Linked DNA regions of Homo sapiens: region 1 is linked to region 2. A link is an interaction called in ENCODE POLR2A ChIA-PET data of the cell type or tissue named here. Cell type or tissue: PC-9. All regions are shown on one strand. Links, peaks and the distances in the headings refer to the core of each region. The heading gives the core; the rest is flanking DNA.

Evidence for each region. Peaks named below come from ENCODE experiments on the same cell type or tissue, not always from the same donor. Only the 100,000 strongest peaks of a DNase experiment are listed, where the experiment ranks them.
Region 1: POLR2A ChIA-PET joins it to region 2 with 7 read pairs; 2 of 35 experiments call an interaction of 5 or more read pairs at or near these places.

The regions. Positions count from the first base shown.
Region 1 is chr5:138,651,593-138,659,549 of GRCh38, reverse strand. No RefSeq gene overlaps it. Among named protein-coding and RNA genes, the nearest start is that of HSPA9, 80 kb to the right of the region's middle. In PC-9, for the core only: a CTCF peak has its summit at 5,819 (motif pointing left); DNase peaks (open chromatin) are centred at 4,919 and 5,889; H3K27ac peaks cover 790 bases.
Region 2 is chr5:139,020,424-139,028,380 of GRCh38, reverse strand. SIL1 (SIL1 nucleotide exchange factor) reads left to right here. Exons shown (of 10, transcript NM_022464.5): 6 at 1,389-1,580; 7 at 7,089-7,210. Among named protein-coding and RNA genes, the nearest start is that of LRRTM2, 150 kb to the right of the region's middle. In PC-9, for the core only: no CTCF peak of the experiment used is centred there; a DNase peak (open chromatin) is centred at 5,630.

The sequences.
Region 1 (7,957 bases), core at 1,868-6,867, 370 kb after region 2:
AGGTTTGCAGCATGTGAGCCAGCATTTGGGAGAAGAGCAAACAAGAGCAGACAGCAGCATCTCTGTGCCTTAGGAGACTAAACAGTGGGGGCCAGGGAGTCACCCCCCACTTCCTGAGCTCAACATTCAGGGCCTGACCTGACTCAGGAGGCTTGTAGCTTGGGGGAGCCAGCCTTGGTGGAGGTAAATCTCTCCTGTGAGTGGGTGGGTGCGTCTCTGGTTCCCTGTCCCATCAGCACCCTGGGGTGGGGCCTGCCCGCCAGCTGACCCCAGGACCTGGGTTGCAAGAACCCTTGCCAGCCACTCAGCCTGGCATCTTCAAGCCCAGCTGATGCTAGAGGGAGATGGAGTTTTTAATTTATATTTCTCGGCTTGATTCAGAGTCTGGGCAGCTATTTTGACTGCTTCACTGGAATATTCTTTAATCCTGAGTTTCTTTTTCTCATTATGGCTCGAAAATTAAAATCTCTCTGCCTTGGGCAAATGAAGGCTGAGTGAGAGAAGGCTGCTGCCACCACACATTTCTTATTTCAGTCAATTTGGAAACACCAAATGCTTTTTCTCAGGGCAGGTGACCGAGGGAGGAGGATGGGGCAGAGTTTAGCCTCCTCCTTGCCACGTCCTGGGCATTAATCCTCCCATTATTCCTGCAGCCCTCGCTGACCTGGCCTAATCACAAACTTAATAACACCCTGCACTTACAAAGCTCTTCTCCATGCATTATTTCCAGCAGAGCCTCACAGGAGCCCTACACGGAAGGAAAGCAGGTGTTCTCATCCTCACTTTTATTAACAAGGAACTGAGGGCCCCGCACATTTCATAGATGAGAGATAGAAGCCTCTGAGGTCCTTCGGGAGGTGCAGTCTGGTGGGGGTGGAGAAACTGTGACCCCTCCCCTTCAAGTCCCCTTGCTTCCCAGAAGACAGCGGAGCCAGCACCCCTTCTTCTCATTGCTCCCAGAACACTGAATGGGAGACTCACTCAGGAGTGGCATGATCTAGGGCAGTTCCTGTCCACCCTCTGAGCCTCAACTCCCTTATATTTATTTATTTTTATTTTATTTTATTTACTTTTTAATTTTTTTATTTTTATTTTTTTTGAGATGGAGTCACCCTCTGTCTCCGAGGCTGGAGTGCAATGGCGCAATCTTGGCTCACAGCAACCTCTGCCTCCTGAGTTCAAGTTATTCTCCTGCCTCAGCCTCCTGAGTAGCTGGGATTACAGGCATGTGCCACCACACCCGGCTAATTTTTGTATTTTTAGTAGAGACAGGGTTTCACCATGTTGTCCAGGCTGGTCTCGAACTCCTGACCTCAGGTGATCTGCCTGCCTCGGCCTCCCAAATTGCTGGGATTACAGGCTTGAGCCACCTCGCCTGGCCTATTTTCTTTCTTTTTTTTTTTTTTTTTTTGAGATGGAGTCTTGCTCTGTCTTCCAGGCCAGAGTGCAAGGGTGCAATCTTGGCTCACTGTAACCTCTGCCTCCCAAGTTCAAGCGATTCTCCTGCCTCGGCCTCCCAAGTAGCTGGGATTACAGGCGTGCACCACCATGCCCACCTAATTTTTGTATTTTTGGTGGAGACGGGGTTTCACTATGTTGGCCAGGCTGGTCTCAAACTCCTGACCTCAGGTGATCCATCTGCCTCGGCCTCCCAAAGTGCTGGGATTGCAGCTGTAAGCCATTGTGCCTGGCCAACTCCCATATATTTAAAAGATGGGTTGCCCTAAATCATGCCTAATGCCACCTTGCCTCGCTAGTGCCCAGACCCCAGGGAAGGGAGGGTGGCTGTTCTCTGCTGCGTTGCTTCATCTCCAGGTTTCCACTCTCTGTCCCTGTGTGGCTGCTCCTCTTCCTGGGCCAGCACATCCAGTTGTCTTTGCCCTGCTCTTCTTTCTCTTTGCAGATCTCTCCCTCACTTGCTGACAGAGTCTCTGAGGGATATCTGGTCTGTAGAGTCTTCCGGTGTAGTTCCAGAACATGCCCTTGGCCATGGGCCTGGAAACGGTGTCTGGTGGGAAGTGGCTCTGGGACGGCCTGAAAGCCATAGCTGCACACTGTTTCTACCAAGCTCATCAGGAGGTGCCTGGGAGGCTTCCAAGGTCTGAAACAGGTCCCCTTCCCTGAGGGACACAGGTTTAGAAATGAAGGCTGCCTCTGTCTCAAGCATTAGAAATTGTGACTTCCCTGTGGGTAAATAACAGCATCAGCCTTCTTAGGGACACAGGTCCTGGCGGAAACGGAGCTCTTGTTCCACCTTTGCCCCACTCCAAGCTTCCTGGAGGACCCGGTAGTTTTCCACATTCTTTTACTCCCATTTGTGGGGCTCTGGAGCCTGGCCAGTTGTCTCCTGATGGGAACCAGAACCCAAGGCACCACAGGCCCCTAAACCTCTCCAACAACTGCGTGTGGTTGTTCCTAGTGCGAAATGCCAGCCACATTCACCTTCCCCTCCTCCTCCCTGGAGAGTGGGAACTGAGGGCCTGACCACTATTTTTTTCACCACCTCAGCCCCAGGGACCACAGGAGGAACTCCATATCTAACCTGAGCCAGCAGGAGGGACAGCATAGGGGCCTCCTAAGGATGGTGCAGGTGAGAGCAAGAGCTGAGGTAGGGAGGAGTGGATGAATACTTCCGGGAGATAAAAGATTTGAATTGCACCTCAAAACCCAAAAGGAGGATGTATTGTTGAGGCAGGGAAGATAAAAATAAGCAAAGTGGAAAGCCGAGGATTTGAATTTAGACAGATCTGGGTTCACATTTCAGCTCCATCTCAAGCTGTGAAATCTTAGGCAACTTCTGGAGTCCTTGGTTTCCTCCTCCACGCTCCACAATGGTGATTATTCCATAATGTTGTTGCAGCATTCAATGAAATAATGTACATAAGAAACTTACCAGCCAGGTGTTGTGGCTCGTGCCTGTAATCCCAACACTTCGGAAGGCTGAGGTGGGAGAATCACTTGAGGCTAGGAGTTCAAGACCAGCGTGGGAACATTGCAAGACCTTGCCTCCACTAAAAATTTAAAAATCAGCTGTGTGCCGTATCAAATACCTTTGGTCCCAGCTACTCGGTAGGCTGAGGTGGGAGTTTGAGGTTGCAGTGAGCTATGATCTCACCATTGCACTCCAGCCTGGCCAACAAGTGAGACTTTGTCTCAATAGGAAGAAAGAGACAGAGAAAGAAACTTACCAAGTTTTCTGGCATATATTGGGCACCCAGTAAATGGTTGCTATTATTGTTATCACTATGTTGGTGATGGGGAGTCAAGAAGAGGGAATTGAAGAGCAGTCTTTTGTTTGTAGAGACAGGCAACCACAGTGAGTAGGAGAAGAAATCCCCAGACAGGGGTCTCTAACAGAAGCCATCTGTGATCTCATGAGGGCCTAGTCTTGCCACTCTGGTGCTGTCTTGTTGACTCAGATATAGGCTTTGATTTCCTTGGAGCAGCTCAGTTTACATCAGGAATAAGCAGCATCTTGGGAAATTCGAGTCACGGAGACTGGGCAGAGTCGCTCTCACTGTCAGATAAAGGGGCCCCTGTTCTGATTCCCATCAGTGACAAGGGATGACGCTCAGGCTGCCACTGAGCATGAGGGCCAGGCCAGAAGGAACAATGGTTGGGCAGGTGCCAAGGTCTTGGGAAAAAACTGAGGTCCTGAGAGAGAAACCAGAGCTGCCCCAGTGGGTACTGCCTTCCCTTTTGTGCCTCTCACTTTTTGCTCCCAGCCCCAATTTCTTGTCTTTTCTTTTTTTGTTTTTTATAGAGATGGGGTCTCACTATGTTGCCCAGGCTGGTCTTGAATTCCTGGCCTCAAGTAATCCTCCCACCTTGGCCTCCTAAAGTGCTGGGATTACAGACGTGAGCCACCACAACTGCTTCCCCCACCGATGTCTAAACCCTCCAACCCCTATCTCTGACAAGGAGGGTGGGACCAAGCTGAGATGTGTCAGGGTAGGTGGTGATGATACCATAGACACTGGGAGTCCTCTCCCAGAGGTGCTGGTTACAGTATTGGACTTCCTTCTACATCACTAGACCTGGGGGACCCATAAAAGATCAGAGGGCCAGGAAAATGGAGTAGCAATCCTAAAATCCTGAGAAGTGAGAATTCACAGCTGTCAGCTTTACCTCACCCTGCTTCTTTTCTTCTTCTTCTTCTTCTTTCTTTTCCCCCCCAAGACAGTCTCACTCTGTCACACAGGCTGGAGTGCAGTGGCGCGATCTTGGCTCACTGCAGCCTCTGCCTCCCGGGTACAAGCAATTCTCCTGCTTCAGTCTCCTGAGTAGCTGGGATTACAGGTGCCCGCCACCACCCCCAGCTAATTTTTGTATTTTTAGTAGAGATGGGGTTTCTCCATGTTGGCCAGGCTGGTCTCAAACCCCTGACCTCGTGATCCACCCACCTCGGCCTCCCAAAGTGCTGGGATTATAGGCGTAAGCCACCACACCCGGCTCTTTTCTTCAACCCCAGTTCCCTCTTTCTTCTTTCTCTTCTCACTCTCTCTTTTCCATTCTCTTTTTTCTGCCTCTTCCTCAGACTGGTTTTGCAACTTTTCAACTTCTGTTCCCAAACCCCCCTCACATACAGAAGAGTCTCTCTTTCTCTTGTCTCTCATTTATGTCTCTGATTGCCTTACCCAGAGAAGGGACCCCTGCCTTCTCTGATAGAGGCTTAAAAGAGAGCAAAGCCCCAGGGCTGGGGTAGCTCAGGCCCAGGGGACCATGGGGGTGAGGCCTAGGCCACATGGAGATGGAAGCATGAGCCGGCTCATGACTGCATAAAGACTGTGGTATTGAGTGGGCTCTGGTGACTCACCACTCAGCGGAGGGGTCTGGGAGAGTGATGTCACTGTTGACACTAGAACTGCCCCATCCCTGCCCTGAGACCTTTTCTTGCCTTGCTGACTTCTTTTTGCCTCCCTTTATAGGGCAGGGCTAAGGAAGCAAGTTTCACCTTTGATGACATTTAGAACCACAATGTGGTTTTTTTAAACCGAGAATTTCCTTCCCACATCCTCACCTCCTCCTCCTCTGCCTGTCTTGTGGCGGTGGGGGGGGGGGTGTACTCATGTGCACGTGGGCATTCTCTGTCTCACACATGTGTGCACATTTCTTTTATGTATGTACAGCTCACGTGCATGCACACACACACACTCACTCACACTCACACATACTCCCACCTGCCATCTGTTTCCGTCAGTCGGGGGATCACATAAACTGGGCCTCCAAACAGTGCAGGGGGACTGGAAGGGGCTGATTCTCCCAGAGGGGGACCTGAGGAAGAATCCCTGTGTGCTCTTGTCTGCTGGCACCTCGATGCCATGTGCCTCTTCACTTCAGAGGCTGCACCCTTGAGCCCCAGTAAGCCCAGAATTTGGGTAGGAATGTGTGTCCTTGAGAAGGTGAGCTTCCAATTTCATAATCAGAGGAAAACTGGGGTGGAATTGGGTTGTGGGTTGTGGGTAGGGACAGTGGGGATATATGGAGGAAGACATAGACTAGGAGGGCCAGAGACTAGAAACTGACTTCAAGACAAATGTCATCACTGTCCCTTCTCCCACCCTCCCCCAAATTAGATGTATATTTCTTTCCCTCTACATTTTGAGAAGAGAGAAAGTTGCATCTCACTTGGTAACCAAGTCCCAGGAATCTAGCTTAAGCCGGGGCAGAGGAAGAGTTCCCAACATGAGACTGAATATTAATGCTATGTAAATCACATGCAAATGTGTTGAAAGCAAAAATAAATAGGTGGTGGGTCTTGAAAAAGGAACAATTAGACTGAGGTGAAGGCAGTGGAGGAGCCACAGCCTGGTAACAGGGTGACTTCTGGAGTCTGGGTGCAGGCTGTGCGCTCCTGCCCTCTAGAGATCCTGGCCTGCCTGTGGTTGGTAAAAAACGGTTTGTTTTGGCCATAAGCAACTAACCAACAAGTCCTTGTCAAATGCATACCTGGCCTGGTGGCAGAGGTGGATTTTCTGTGAAGCTAATGAAGCTTGGGTGGCAGTGCTCCTCATTTGCACAGGCCCCTTCGAAACCCTGCACTTAATTTCATATTCATCATCTTGTATTTTTTTTCTTAAAGAGGGCCCCCCAAATTGTATAAGCTTTGGGCTCCACAAAACCTGGGTTCACCTCTGCAGTGAAGGGGATAATTGTGTAAAATGTTGACAAGCTCTCTGTTCTTGGTTTAATTAGCAGCCTCCTTTGAAATAATCTCTGTCAGAGATGTGTCTGTGTGCACAGCTTTATGCGCCCCTTTTCCTAGGTGGAGGGAGACCCCATGGCTGCTCCTGTTTCCAAGACACCACGGTTTTCTGCCTTGAGACTGGGGCAAGAGAAGGGTGAAGGAAACTGCTTTGTTTCTAAAGGGAATGTGGCGGAGAACCCCAAGGAACAAGTATCTGATAATAAATAATAATAATCTTACCTTTGTAAAGCCTTTAAGAGTTTCCAAAGGGAATGTGTCATTTGATCTTCACAATAACCCTGAAGCAGGAAGGAAAGGTATTATGGAGATGTGTTACAGACAAGTAAACTGAGGCTCAGAGAAGTCTAATTACAATAATAATAGCTCAAAAGCACAAAGCTATTGTATCAGCAAGAACAATCACATATGTTCACTCATTTAATCTGTACAACAATTCTATGAGGTGGGTACAATTATTATCCTCATTTTAGAAACAGGGAAACTGCACAGAGAGGTTAGCCAAACTAAAGAGTAGCCCAGCCAAGATCCGAACTCAAGCAAGCAGTCTGGCGGCTGAGTCCTCGCTCTCAATCAGTACGCCACTCCAAAACCTTGTGCACCGTCATGGGCTAGACTTCAAGCCCTGACCTGTCTGACCCGTTTCTCATCACCACTAAGCACTAATATGTCCCTCTGAACCAGGAACTCAAAGCCTAGATGGAGGGGCAGGAGATTGGTGGGAAGTCCAGGTGACTGACCGTAAGGATCAGGGTCTAGTCATGGAAATGGCCCCTCAGGACAGATGAGTACCAGGGTTCCTCCTGGACTGAAAGCACAGGGCGGGAGGTGAGCCAGCAGGCACCAGCCCGCCAAGAGCCCGGGTAGACTTCTTAAAGAAGCTGGAACGTGTTGGTTCCTTTCAGGAACCAACATCTGACCACCTCTCCCCACTCCTTACTTACAGGCAAGTAAACTGAGGCTCAGAGATGTCTAATTACAGTAATAATAGCTTACAGTCAAGCATGATGGCTCACGCCTGTAATCCCAGCACTTTGGGAGGCTGAGACAGGTGGATCACTTGAGGACAGGTGTTTGAGACCAGCCTGACCAACATAGCTAAACCCCGTCTCTACTAAAAATACAACAATTAGCCGGGTGTTGTGGCGCACGTCTGTAGTCCCAGCGCCTCAGGAGGCTGAGGCAGAAGAATTGCTTGAACCCAGAAGGCAGAGGTTGCAGTGAGCTGAGATCGTGCCACTGCACTCCAGCCTGGGCTACAGAGCGAGACTCTGTCTCAAAAATATATAATAATAATAATAATAATAATAATAGCTCACGAGCACAAAGCTATTGTATCAGCAGGGACAATCCCCACTTCCCAGACAAATGAGATCAAGATTATGGTCAGAGGTGTGTTTAGGGAGATTACCATGGCAACGAGGTAAAGGATGATGGACTAAGAGTAGGGGCACGCTAGAGGGAGACTGGTTAGGAGATGGTGGCAGAAATCCAGGTGAGAAGTGATGAGGCCCCACTCGAACCAAGGTGGTGGCTGTGTGGCTGTGGTGTAAAGAAGAGAGATGCTACAGGGGAGAATGAATGAAGGAAGGACAGGGATGTCTTTTTCAAACAACACAGCGCACATACAGGCCCCAGTGGAAGAAGCGGGGTAGAGAGTGGGAAGTGCTGGCGGCTGCGGGGGCAATAAACAATGAGGCCTGCAGGATGAGCAGCCCCTGGAAGCTGCCAGAGTTGCTCACATCCCATCTT
Region 2 (7,957 bases), core at 1,499-6,498:
GACTACAGGTGTGAGCCACCATGCCCGGCTAATTTTTGTATTTTTAGTAGAGATGGGGTTTCACCATATTGGTCAGGCTGGTCTTGAACTCCTGACCTCGTGATCTGCCTGCCTCGGCCTACCAAAGTGCTGGGATTACAGGTGTGAGCCACTGTGCCCGGCCAAAACCTTTTTTTTTTTTTGAGGCCTTCTTGAGAGCCAGGCACACATCGTTTTTGTGAGACAGATGTCACTAGTTTCTTATTGTGCTCACTTGCCTATCATCTCACAGTTCTAGAAAGTGACTCAGCCTTCCCAGACCTCTTTGCTTGGCTTTGGCAGCCATCCAGAGACCTCTAGCTGGGTGCAGGGAGAGTATCTCATATTATTTTAGCCCAGAGAATCAGGATGTGGCGCCCCATGGATGTGATTGCTCCGCTAGGAGCTTGGTCTTTTTTAAGAGAGGCTGATTCATTTCTTTGGTTGGTGTTTCTATGGAGTGCTTGTAACTGGGGAGAAAAACCCATAGGTAATAGATGAGCAATTTGGAGCTGACAGCTGTTCATCATCCGGCTTTTTATAAATATCTGTGCCTTTTAGTTTTTCTTGGAAGACAGATACATAAGCCACTGTGACTTTTCAGACTCTCTTTATAGGCACTATCTTCTCAAATTGGGAAGAAAACAGTGTCACATGTATAAAATATTTAATTAAAGTCTTTTATTCACCTCTAATGTAACTTCATTTTTAAAGTTTTTATATGTGAGTGGAGTGGGGAAGGATTCAGAGAAAATTGTTCGAGATTTGAGTATAGTACATATAGTAATTTAGCCATTTCAAACAGTTGAACAAATTGTACACCTGTGGTTAGATTGACAGTAATGACAGTGATTTAATTTTCATCAGCAAATTGCTCCTGCTGTGACAGCTCTTACCCATAGTTTTCTATGTCCAAGTTTCCCTAAAATGTTGTTGGATTGGGTAGGGCAAGGCCAAGATAGTCTATGATTGTGAGAAGTGGAGAAGTAGGGTGTGGGTTATTCTACCTTAGGTCTCAGCTGTTTCATATGTGGTTTGAGGTTGAAGATGAACTTGCATTACTTCCCCTTAACTCAGTGGTTGTGACAAAAAGCCTTTCTATTCTTCCTGAATATTGGAAATCGGACTTGAATAAGCGAATCTTGGAACATCTTGAGTGTGTTTTTAGAGCTGAGGCCTATATAGGCAGACTTTGAGGGCTGTCTTCTCTGGGCATCTTAGAAAGTATTAGTATTTTTGATAGCATAGATGAGAGAAGACTGTGAGTCTTGGAGCAGCAGTTTTTTGAGGATGGGCATCCATGGTAGACCACAGACATCTTGGGCAGATGTCTCCAACCAATTTAATCACCTCTTTGCTGCTCTCCTTAGGCAAGGCAGGCTGAGGTAAAGCGGCTCTTCCGCCCCATTGAGGAACTGAAGAAAGACTTTGATGAGCTGAATGTTGTCATTGAGACTGACATGCAGATCATGGTACGGCTGATCAACAAGTTCAATAGTTCCAGCTCCAGTTTGGAAGAGAAGATTGCTGCGCTCTTTGATCTTGAATATTATGTCCATCAGGTACTGTATTTCTTCGTCCATAAGTCAGACTTTTAACAGCTCCAAAAATAAATCCCCCTTCCCTAAGCCCTAAGAAAATAGCATCAACATCTTTACTTCTCTCCCAGAGCACAGACTATTTTTAATCTAGTCTTGTTATCTTTTGTAGTAAGATACAGTCTTAGAGGCCAGAGCCAACTTCTTTTTCTTTTTTTGTCTGAGTCAGAGTCTCACTCGGTCACCCAGCCTGGAGTGCAGTGGCGCGATCTCGGCTCACTGCAACCTCCACCTCCTGGGTTCAAGCTATTCTCCTGCCTCAGCCTTCCGAGCAACAGGGATTACAGGTGTGCACCACCACGCCCAGCTAATTTTTTGTATTTTTGATAGAGATAGGGTTTCACTATGTTGGCCAGGCTGGTCTTGAACTCCTAACCTCAAGTGATCCACCCACCTTGTCCTCCCAAAGTGCTGGGATTACAGGCTTGAGCCACCATGCCTGGCCAGCCAACCTCTTTTTCATGTGGAGTGGTACCTTCTTTAGTACCTCTGAGGGTACCACAGAGATAAAATAGACATAGTCCTAGTTATGCAGCTTATAGCCTGGAAGAGGAAGTAATTGAATAATGAACAATTGAACAAATTAATTAAATAATGAGATAATTTAAGATTGTAATGAGGGCTCCAGAGGGTGATGTAAGAATATGTAACTGGAGAACTTAGAGCCTAGTCATGGACAATAAGGGAGGCTTCTCAGAGGATGTGACATTTAGGCCAAGCGTTATAGGATGATTGGGGTTGGCTGGGTGAAGAGGGGGGACTAGAGCAGGGGATGGCAAACTACTGCCCATAGGTCAAATCTGGCCCAACACCTCCTTTCCTAAATAAAATTTTATTGGGGCACAGCAACCCCTATTTGTTCATGCATTGTTTATTGCTGTTTTTATGCCACAATGGCAGAATTGAGTAGTTGTGACAGAGACCATATGGCTCACAAAGTCAAAAATATTTACTACCAGGCCCTTTAGAAAAAGTTTGCCAATCCTTAGATTAGAGCATTCCAGCTAGAGGAAACAACATGTGCAGAGATTCTAGGGCAGGGACAAGCTTGGGGAGATTGAGGGCCTGGAAAAGATTGGAGTGACTGGAGCACAGCGGCCTGGAGGGGAGCATAGATGAAGTGGGAAGGTTCGGGGGCTGGAGAGGTGAGGTTGGAGATATCATGCTCTTTATGATTTTAGCCTTGATCCTAAGAACCACTAGAGAGTTTGAAGCAGGGAAGTAACTGATCAGACTTATAATAACTAATATTTGTTGAGTGTTGTCATATACCAGGCACTGCTTCAAGTGCTCTGTATGCATTAATTCATTGACTTCCGTGGCTGCCCTATGAGTAGGTACCACTATTAATCCCATTTTATAACCGAGGAAAATGAGGCACAGAGAGATTATGTAATTGCTCAAGATCATCCAGCCTAGTGAGTGGTAGAGCTGGAATTTGCAGCAAGGTCTGTCTGACCCTAAACTCTGTGCTCTAAAACTTTTGGCCACTCTGTTTCTCAAAGGCAACTGGTACCTTTTGAATTAAGCTCAAAAGGTGGAGCTAACAAGGAGCCAATAAAAGCCATTGATTTATTCAATAAATAAATCAAGTGTCTACTAACTCCCAGGCACTGTTCCAGGCACTTGAGATACGTCTATGAACAAAATTAGGGCTTAACCTTCTAGCAGAAGCAGATAGACAAGCATAAGAAAGAAGTAATTATATGTAATATGTTTGTAGGTAATAAATACTGTAGAAAAATAGAAACTATGGCGAGATAGGAACTGGCAGCATTGAGAAGGGGCATCTCTGGCTGGAGGAAGAGCAAGTGTGGAAGCCCGGTGGTGGGAACATGCCTAGTGTGTTTGAATCAGCTGGAGCTGAGAGCAGGCAGAGAAGAAGTACATACAGCTCAGAGAGATAATGGGAGGAAGAATATAGAGGGCCTGTAGGCCATGGAAAAGAGTGAACTTGCATATTATTGAAGGATATTGAGCAGAAGAATGATGTGATCTGACTTACTTTTAAAAGGATTCCTCCAGCTACTGTGTTGAGAATTAGACTGCAGGTGGGGGGCTTGGTAGAAGCAGAGACCAGATAGGAGGCTATTGCAGTAATCCAGACTAGGGGCAACAGTGGCCCAGGAGGCTGTGTAATCATAATCAAAGGCTTGTTTGAGATCCTTGTCAAGACACAGATCCTCAATGTCCTCCCATGCACCATGCACGACAGTGCCCTTGTTCTCTGTAAACTGGGCTAAAAGACATGCTTTCTTCCTTTAGGATTTTGCCAGCATCTGTGGTGAAAGAGGATGAGTATGCACTGTATCCATAGGAATTATGGGGCAGCCTCTTCATCTTCTTTCTCTGCTCATAACTCTTTCTCAGGCCTCAAATAGCAGGACTCTGATCCTCTTAGAGAAAAAAAATGAACCTCGGTTCTCTTTCCCCTTTCCAGTCTTACTCTCCAGGGTAAAAACCAAGAACTCCAACAGCTTTTCCATTAGAGATATTTAAAGGATTAAGGATATAAGGGGTTATTTGCCAACTCAGTCCTCCTTTGATGTTGACAGCTTCTATTTTTTCTCATCTTAACATATTTGGATGAATCTTTAGGTATCAGGTCACCATGGGCTCTTGCACATGAAACACCAAAATGACTGGAGAGCTTATCATACCTGGAAGGGTGTGAGTCCACAGGAGGCTTGGGCTAGCATTGCCCCAACAAAGTTCTTTGTTTTCCCTTGTAGGCTCTTTGTCACTTGGCAGTGTCTTCCCTAAGGTGACATCCCCATTCTGCTTTCACAGGCCACCTCACCAGACCCATCCTGAGGTCATCCCAAAATCAGTCCCTGGCAGAAGCCAAATTTGTCTGTTGGCAGAGAAATGTTCTGGATCATTGGTGTTTTGACTGGAAGGGCTGGTGCATCAGGCTGCCATGCAGCAATGTTAAGCTGTGATTTCACTGGGGGATTAAGTAAGACACAACTCGGCCCGAGTCCCAGTTGTGATGGGGGCTTGGGGTGATGTAGTACTAGTTTTAAGGAAGATGGCACTTTCCTAGCCAGGAACTTCCCCAGTCCTTTCTCATTCCAGACTCACTGAATGGTGGTTTGAGGAGCTGTAGGCTCCAAGGACCCAAACCAGGTCTGCCAGGCTTCCTCACAGCCATATTTGAATTATTAAACAGGATATGTGAAAAGCAAAACCTTGTGTGTGGAAACAGATGGTGAGTTATTTATGAGGAGCGGCCTCCGTCCGCCCCATCTACCTCGGGCAGTACATTTGCCTTCTCCCACGTGTCTCCTCAGCTGTGTGCCACCATTTTTCCCCTTCGCTGTTTCCCATTCTCTCATTGTCTTATCAGTGCCCTGCTTCTTTCCTTTCCTCCAGGGTGTTGGCATAGTTCCCTCCTGCACTCCCTCCTCCTCTTCCTCTCTGCCTGTCCCACCCCACCCCGAAGGCAGCCTGAGAACAGTTTTGGCCCCAGACCGAGATGGGGAGCTGTGGACCTGGGCTATGGTCATGGTTTCTCCTGTATGTCACCAGGGGGGGGCCCAGCTTTTGATGTGCACTGGGCAGAATGAATCGTTTCTTCCTCACTGTTAGTGAAGTAAACCATGAGAAAACATCCCAAAAAGGCTGAAGTGCTTATATAAATGTCTGCATTTCTATCATGCTGAATTATCATTGTAGTAATAGTAGATAAACTGACTCTAGAACAGAAGGTCCATGATTCTGGGCTGTGTTGCTTTGGAGCTGACCGAGTGGCAGCTGCTCTGCTAGGAACTCATACCAGCTTTATAAGTGGCCATTCCAGGCGTGGTATGACAGGATTCTGAGCCATAGTTTTGTATCCAGAAAACCCAGAGGAAGGACAACCAAAGAATAGGTAGTGAATTCTTACATTGTAAAATTAGAGCATGTAGGGAAGGAAGGAAGGTGCTTATGTCAGCAAAGCACCCAACCCTGAGTCTCCCTAGTTAGCTGGGCTGTGGCTCAACCAGTTATTCCTCTTCATAAGAACAGTTTGGGGCAGAAAAATGTCCATGGCCTGGGGCCACATGGCAGAGCAGACTTCATGCTTACTTCACAACCTGGTTTAGCCATTACTTCATGTCTGCGGTACCAGAGGCCCATTCATTTTGTTGGCACAGATACCCCAGATTGCCTTTTTATTCACACTGGAGCTTTATTTCAGGAACATTCTTTTCTGATCAAATTCATACTCATTAATGCAACAGTTATTCATTGAACACCTAACCATATGCTCAGCACCATCCTAGTCCCTGGAGCTACAAGCGTGGACAGACAGACAAAACCCCTGCTGTCATGGAGATTCCATCCAAATGTGTATGAATATGATTTTTCAAGTGGCAACAACAGGCTAGGCCACCACAAAACACTAGCACAGTCAAATACCAATCCTCACACTTGATTTCTCTGTCAGAGTCCTCTCCTAGTTCAGAGAGGCAAGGATGCAGTTGGGAAGGGGCCCTGTGGAATCTGGAGGAGAAAGATGGGTAGCAGCCACAGTTGTTGGGCTTCAGCTTCCTGAGTTTTCCTCATGATTGATAGCGTGGGATTAGCATATGGGCAAGATGCAGCCTTTGTGGCAACAAAGATATATTCGAGGGAGACTGTAGCGGGTACATGTAGAAAACAGGATCCAGTGACCTTTCTGAGGAAAGCGAGTTGTCTTGTTCCAGGGTACTAATAAACTGTGGGTAATGAGATCCGCTATAGAGTAAAAGAGAGAATCCGGACTTGGGGATTTGGAGCTTAAATGATAGCCTAGACCAATGCTGTTGAATAGAACTTTATGTAATGATAGAAATGTTCTGCACTGTCTGATACATAGCCACTAGCCAGTAGCACAGGCTTAGACAGAAACCTTTGGGAGAGCGATTTTCTTGCATATTTTATCATGAATGTCTTCAGATGCAGTCAACCTGAGATGCAAGAGAAAGGTACTATTGTTATTCCCCCCTCCCCAGCACTCTTACGGCAACCCCCCTCCCAATAACAGGGCTCCTTTTATAGTCCCTAGCTTCTAATTTAAAATCAGCTTTAAAAATCTGCCTCCACTGTCCCCATTGGGATTGGACATCAGCAGGAAGCATGGCACCATTTAGTGGTGCTGATGACGCCAGATTCTTTGTGTTAACAGCTTGTACATTAGGAGCAAGCTTTGTGACTCATTATGATATTAGAATTTTCCAGGACATGTTTGGCATAAGCAATAGCTAGGTGTCATTTCTGCTGATTCCCACGCAGGTGCTCATCAATCGTGTTAGATGAATTAGGAGTTCTCAAATTTAAGAGTATTAAAAAATTGGTTTTTACAAACCTTTTCTTAGTCAAAAAGGCCATTATTGATTTTTCCATGGCTTTTTAATTTGTTTTTGGGTAGTCACCAAAAGAAAGGCTCTAAGAACAGCTTTCCTGTCCCTGATGGCTATGCTGTACTAAGCAGTGGCTCTGTTGCAGATGGACAATGCGCAGGACCTGCTTTCCTTTGGTGGTCTTCAAGTGGTGATCAATGGGCTGAACAGCACAGAGCCCCTCGTGAAGGAGTATGCTGCGTTTGTGCTGGGCGCTGCCTTTTCCAGGTGAGCAGTATAATGGACGTCCCAATGGCCAGAATTGCTTGGCCTGATCTGCTTGGAAGAAGGGTACACTTGAATGTGCCTGTTGCTACTGACATTTCAGTGTCATCTCAATGAAACTAGAGTAAAATTTGATTCTGCCCTTATTCCAAGTAGATAGGAATTTTTACCCATGTTGTCACCATCTGTGACTCTCTGTTCCCCCATCTTATGTGTATGGACATTTAATAACACATCTTAGGTCACATTCTCTGTTTTATTCAAAGCTTGTAAAAAGTTAGACCAACTATAAATAGTAGAGAGGGAGGGGAATAAACAAGAGTAGGTCTTTTGGCAGTAAAGCTACATCTAGTGACGAATAAATGATGAGCCTGACCAAGGGGGTGCTTTCAGGGAGGAATGTGTCTTGCCCTAGTTGTCTGGAACCAATGTACATGCCGTCAGATTATCGCCCTCTCTAGGTTGGAAATTGTTGAGAATTTCAGTTAGTCTGGCTTGTGATGGAAGACTGATAAGGCAAGAGGAGTGGGGAGGTAGCATCTCGAAAGAGTAGATGCCAAAAGATATGTAGGCACCACATCATTCTACACCACCTGCAAAGGTCAAGATATCTGCATGCTGCAATTGGTCCATTGGAGCTATTGTTCCTCCCATTTTTGAAAATCTGCTCTTAGGACCATTTGTGCCTTTAAAACAGGAACAAATATTCTGATTCTTGCTGCAAGGGCATGGGTGGAGGCTATTAGATGC